2 separate regions of the Homo sapiens genome follow, and region 2 is linked to region 1. The links are chromatin contacts, found by Hi-C or POLR2A ChIA-PET in ENCODE. All regions are on one chromosome and are shown on one strand. Each heading gives the region's core, a stretch centred on a gene start or an enhancer-like site at or near the end of the contact. The rest is flanking DNA. Distances are from core to core; before and after follow the strand shown.

Evidence for each region. A loop is a pair of places that touch in the nucleus more often than their neighbours do. ChIA-PET counts read pairs that join two places held with the same protein, here RNA polymerase II (POLR2A).
Region 2: a loop to region 1 is called in a map of cardiac septum, with 1.9 times the contacts of the local background. The contact joins two enhancer-like sites. A Hi-C loop is called at or near these places in 2 of 168 maps with a recorded cell type or tissue (HCT116 and cardiac septum). POLR2A ChIA-PET finds 5 or more read pairs at or near these places in 3 of 52 experiments (H1, MCF 10A and OCI-LY7).

Annotation. Positions count from the first base shown.
Region 1 is chr3:29,452,127-29,454,826 of GRCh38, forward strand. All of the region lies in intron 2 of RBMS3 (RNA binding motif single stranded interacting protein 3), which reads left to right. Among named protein-coding and RNA genes, the nearest start is that of RBMS3, 170 kb to the left of the region's middle. Within about 2 kb of position 1,410, at least 13 of the 41 ENCODE cell types and tissues checked have a DNase peak (open chromatin) inside an H3K27ac peak, as active enhancers do.
Region 2 is chr3:29,502,726-29,505,486 of GRCh38, forward strand. The region is part of intron 3 of RBMS3 (RNA binding motif single stranded interacting protein 3); the gene reads left to right. Among named protein-coding and RNA genes, the nearest start is that of RBMS3-AS2, 140 kb to the right of the region's middle. Within about 2 kb of position 1,411, at least 8 of the 41 ENCODE cell types and tissues checked have a DNase peak (open chromatin) inside an H3K27ac peak, as active enhancers do.

The DNA of each region.
Region 1 (2,700 bases), core at 160-2,659:
TTCCTGTGTAAGAAGCTCGTAGTCTCTGGCTGTGATATGTACAATATATGGCTCCCTCTCAATAGGAAATGTCCCTCCCAGTTGATTCTCAGCTTATTTAACTCTCTGTTGTACCTCCTATTTTCAACAATCCTCAGGGTGTGTGGACGAGTTTTAAACAGAGCATAGATATACAGTCTTGCCATCTGGATCAATGGAAGCAAAAATGAGAAAACCCATGGCTTATTACCTGCCTCCTTTTTTTGGAGGCTTTGACCTGGTTCTATTTAAGAGCATTCTCATATATTTTACTCTGTGATCTAGAATCAACAAATTTCTGCAAAATCTATACCAAAAGCAAGGTTTCTTGAAATAATTGGGAAAAAAAGAGAGATTTAGGATTTCAAATGTCAATAATTACATTATTCTGACACCTAGAATGCCCGTAAGCCAACTTCAAGTGTTGTTTGGTATATTTTGCGAAAAGAATTGAAACCAGTCCAGGAAAGCTGGAGATAAGAAAGAGTTTCAGCTGTTGAGCCACAGGAATCAGTTATTATTAATGTCCCATCAAATTATTTGACATTTATTTGCTTGATTTTATGTAGGGGACCTAGGTTATAGTTTATGAAAACAGGTAAAAACTTGCAATAAAATGGAAAGAAACATACATTGTCACTATCCTTCCTGAGTAGCTCAAACCAGGAATTTTATAATAAACAGAATAAGTTAAGGTAAAGCTGGGTCCTCAACAAGGGTTCTAAGAGGTCACTAAAATTGCATGCAAAATTTTGAAAGTATGCTTGAATATACATTTTTCAGGGTCAAGTTTACATAGCCTGAAAATGTTTTAAAAATTGGTGTAAATTTTAATGCATTCTGGACGTATAGAACCTAATACTTGTAATCTTGCTATTAATATGTTGATACATTGGAGAAAATCTACATATTCACAGAGTTTACACTGAAAGCTCTTTGAATCCCCGCTGCTTCCCTTGCTTGCTAAGACAGAAGCCTCAGGGACAAGGGCAGCTGCTTCCAGGATGTGAAATTTAGCTAATCTCAAATGTTTGACTTTGAACTCATTTGGAAGATATGTTTTAGTATGTAGCATTTGCTTTTCAGCCATTTTCTCTGGAATGCTTTTACTCCACTTAGGTAAAGAAAACTGGGACTTAGGGCTTCCACAGGAAGTAGATACCACTGGATTGGATTTTAGACAAGGAAGTGTTCTGTGTCTCTGGTTTGGCACAGCCTGGTGAAAATTGTTGAACTGCAGCATTTCAGACCTGGTGCCAGCCTAATGGCTACATGCCAAGATTACTATTTGGCGACAAGCAGCCAGACAAGCAGCTGGTTATTGCAGCGAATCCGAGCAGTGTGCCTGAGGCCATGTCTCTGTTGCCAGATCCCCCAACCCAGTTAGTAACCAAACCCTTGAGGCTTTCTCTGGGTTTGTTCTCTTCCAGCCTCATGGTGGGCTTTGGCCTGGCAAGGGTCGTCTCCAGCAGGTTGTCCTGCATGCGTCCTGAGCTGTGGTGTCTGGCTGGAATTAGGATGCTTATAGACCACGTAAAGTTAAGAGATTTCTTGGCAGCTGTGGCTGACACTGTGGGGGCACTGGCCAGAGCATGCTTGCACTAGAGGCTGGCTGGAAGAGGGCAGAATCAATATGAGCTGCTGGCATTCCACGCTAGCCAGGGGTGATGAAGTGACAGCCTGCTGGCATCTCCCTTTGGCCCTGCTGGCATCTATTTTGCACTGTTCTTTGTGAAAAGTGCTAAGACTGAGGGACCTGGTGAGCAAACTTGTCAGAGGAAATGAACTGGAGGAGGTGAGGGAAGAGAAACTGGCCCACAAGATAGAGCCACAACCAGTGACTGTAATGATAGTAGCAATAGGTGATCACAGTCTTAAGTAAATTTTCTCTGTATTTCCAAAGTGGAAAAAAAATTTCTTCCCTAGGCATTTCAACTCCCTTTTTCTGCCAGAACTTCTGGACCTTGAGAATAGTTTGATGTTAAGCTTTTGGAAGGGAGAAAGTATAGCTTTCCAGGAGGCCCCAGCTCCCTGTAGGTATTCCCCTCCTGGGATCTGGCACCATCTGTAAGTTTGCTGCAGCTGCTGATGAATTTAAACTGAGTTAGCAGGAGTTGGGCACAGCATATTTAGAAAGCACTCATCCCTCTTCTTTTGTTGGGGTGGGAGTGAGGAGAAGGGACTCTGGCAAGATTAGTTTCCCTCTGTTCACTCACAGACACCGTAATACTGTTTGCAGCACTGTGTCCTCCATGTTGATTCCTGGGTAATTCTCAACATCTTTGAAAGGATCTGGTAATTTCTCCCAGGGAAAGTTGAAGTATACTACAATGGTGGATCTATTAAAAATATTGGCATGGAAGAACAAGAGCTCTATTGTCTCTAATCCGCGTCACCACCCAGGACAAGCACCAACAGGACGCTTTCTATGAATCGTGTCTTTTATTCCACATATGTAATCACTTTCTGGAACTAAGTTTATGACTAGAATATCCAGCACTTAACATAAATGAAGTAAGTAGAATGAGAGTATAGTTTCAATGGTATTCTGCCATGGTAAAAATTTTCTGTTGCCTTTTCTTTGATTCGATACAGTGATAACTCTTTTACTTATTTGAACATTTATCCAAGAAACCTTAATGTTGTAGCCCAACATATAAAACAACCCTCAGGGCTATCTAG
Region 2 (2,761 bases), core at 161-2,660, 51 kb after region 1:
TGGCAAATGTCTAGCTTTCTATCTAGGTTAACTTTAAAGTGAGCTGCAGTTAAATAAATTTTAAGTGGGAAAATAGCCTCAGAATTATTGTGGTAGAAAGACAAGGTGCAGCTGATACTTTCTCTTACTCTCAGGACTCAGAATGAGCCATGTGCTTCTTTAAAGGGCCTATGTGGTCGTTTCAGAGCAAATGCTCTCTTTCATCTTATTTAAGTTCTGTTTGGCTTGCCTCCCATATTTGCTCAGTGGGGATAAGGTTAAGACCTCTGAGGAGGCCACTCTATCCCAATTACTTACCCAGTCTCTTTTCTTTTCTTCAAATAGCTTGCGTGTAGTTGTGGAGAATGTTTGGGGGTCATTATCTTCTTGATGGATGAATCCAGAGATAAACAAACATTTTCTATTTGAATTCTAAAGGTATGATAAAGTTTAATCCAAAGACTTTTATGTTTTGAATTCATCCAGGCACCAATTCTTGCAGCAAAACATCCAAACGCCTGCTAAGGCCAATTATTTCTTTTGAAATCTGGTTTTTCTCAGAAAGTTCTTCCCCCATCCACGTAGTTTCCTATTGTCTCAAGTTGCCCTCCAGCCTCTAATTCTTACCGAGATTTACCTTGTCATTCATTCCCTTCTGTCCTTTACGGAAATGTTAAGCATCTGTGCTCAGTTTTTTTCAACAGCTATATTCAAGCACATGCTTTATTTCCTCGTACTCACTCTAGATTCCCCTGTCCAAGTTTGAGTCTGAATTTTTACAGTGTTTAGATTCTAACTACATTTCTTTCTTGCCTAGTTCCTGAGTGGTCTTTCTCTGGCCTGACATTCTACTTCCAGGCACCAATCCTAATATAACTGGATCCTGCTTTGGGAACTGTAAGGAGGATTGTTTTACTTCTCCAACACCATTGTCTGTGTTAATTTTGCTGATAGGATTTTTATAGGAAGCAGCATAACAGCAAGGCAGTCATTTCATATTTGTAACCAAAATCAAGTAATTCTCAGGTAGACCACAGATGTATTTTTTCCTGCTTCTTTGAAGCTGAAGATCGTTTGCAATAGGTGCCTATAAAGTACCTCTGCAGTGGAAAAAATAACATCCTATGTGGCATGGCATCCCTGTTCCTCCATGGAAACCACAGTTAGTTTTGACATTGCCAGAATTTTTGAATTTTGGGGAGAAGCTATGGGGAAAAAATGTAAAGGCTTTCTCATCTGGATTTAACTCGAGTTAAAGCATTACCTGAAGCTCTGTGCGGCCTTGTTTGGGCTTTGTTCTCTAAACAGTTTGTAGATGATTGTGTTCAGAATTCCCAGCCCACATTAGCTAACTGCACACATGTGGAAACACAGAGAGGCTATGACCTTTAGATCCACTCCAGAAATACAAACTTGGTCTCTAAGTTTAGAGAGGAAATTCTTCCCTCTCACTAGCCAGGATCTGGGACTGATGTTTTGCCCAGGTCACACATATGTCTGAGCCGTGCCAGTTAGTAGGGGAAAAAAATGACCTCTTGGGTAATTTGTACGTCATGAAGACTTGGCTCTGTCTTGGTCCAGGGAGCAGCAGCTCATTTAAAGTGCACAGGACCTTATGAGTTTTAGGGGGCCACAAAACATGAACCCAAATAAAGTGGAAATTTGTGATGATTGGTCTATGAGAAGGCAACCATAAAAATAATTTAAGAGGCAGTGAGCAGGCCTCTTGCCTTTTTTTCTGTCTGATTTATTTATTTATAAAATTTTAATTGGAAAATTAAAAATTAAAAAAGGTTCTGAAGGTAGATTCCATTTCTTGGCTATTGTGAATAATTACTACTATGAACAAGCAAGTGCAGATATCTCTTTGGCATACTGATTCTATTCCCTTCAGATGTGTACCCAGTAGTGGGATTGCTGGATGATATGGTAGTTCTATTTTTAATTTTTTGAGAAACCTCTATACTGTTTTCTCTAATGGCTATACTAATTTACATTCCCACCAAGAATGTGCAAGGATTCCCTTTTCTCCACATCCTCATCAACATTTATCTTTCATCTTTTTCCTAATAGCCATTCTAACAGGTGTGAGTTGATAGCTCATTGTGGATTTAATTTGTGTTTCTCTGATGACTAGTCATGGTGAGCATGTTTTCATATACCTGTCGGCTCTTTGTATGTCTTCTTTTGAGAAATATCTATTCAGGTCCTTTGCCTATTTTTAAAATTAGGATATTGAATTGATATATGTTAACCCCTTATTAGATCTATGGTTTGCAAATACTTCCTCCCGTATCAGACATATGTTATGTCTTCACCATGTTGATTGTTTCCTTGGCTGTGTTTTTCAGTTTGATGTAGTCCCATTCATCCATTTTCACTTTTGTTTCCTGTGCTTTTAGTGTCATGTCCAATAAATAAGTGACCAGACCAATGTCACAGAGCTTTTCGGCTGTGTTTTCTTCTAGTAGTTTTATAGTTTCAGGTCTTATATTTACATTTTTAATCCCTTTTGAGTTGATTTTTGTATGTAGTATGAAATAAAGGTCTAATTTCATTCTTCTGCTTGTGGACATCTAGCTGTCCCAACAATATTTATTGAATAGACTGTCCTTTTGCTCTTGTGTATTCTCAGTACCTTTGTCAAAACTCAATTGACTGTAATCACATGGATTTGTTTCTGGGATCTCTATTCTGTTCCACTGATCTATGTAATAGTTTTTATGCCAGTACCATACTCTGTTTATTATTGTAGCTTTGTAGTGTATTTTGAAGTCATGTA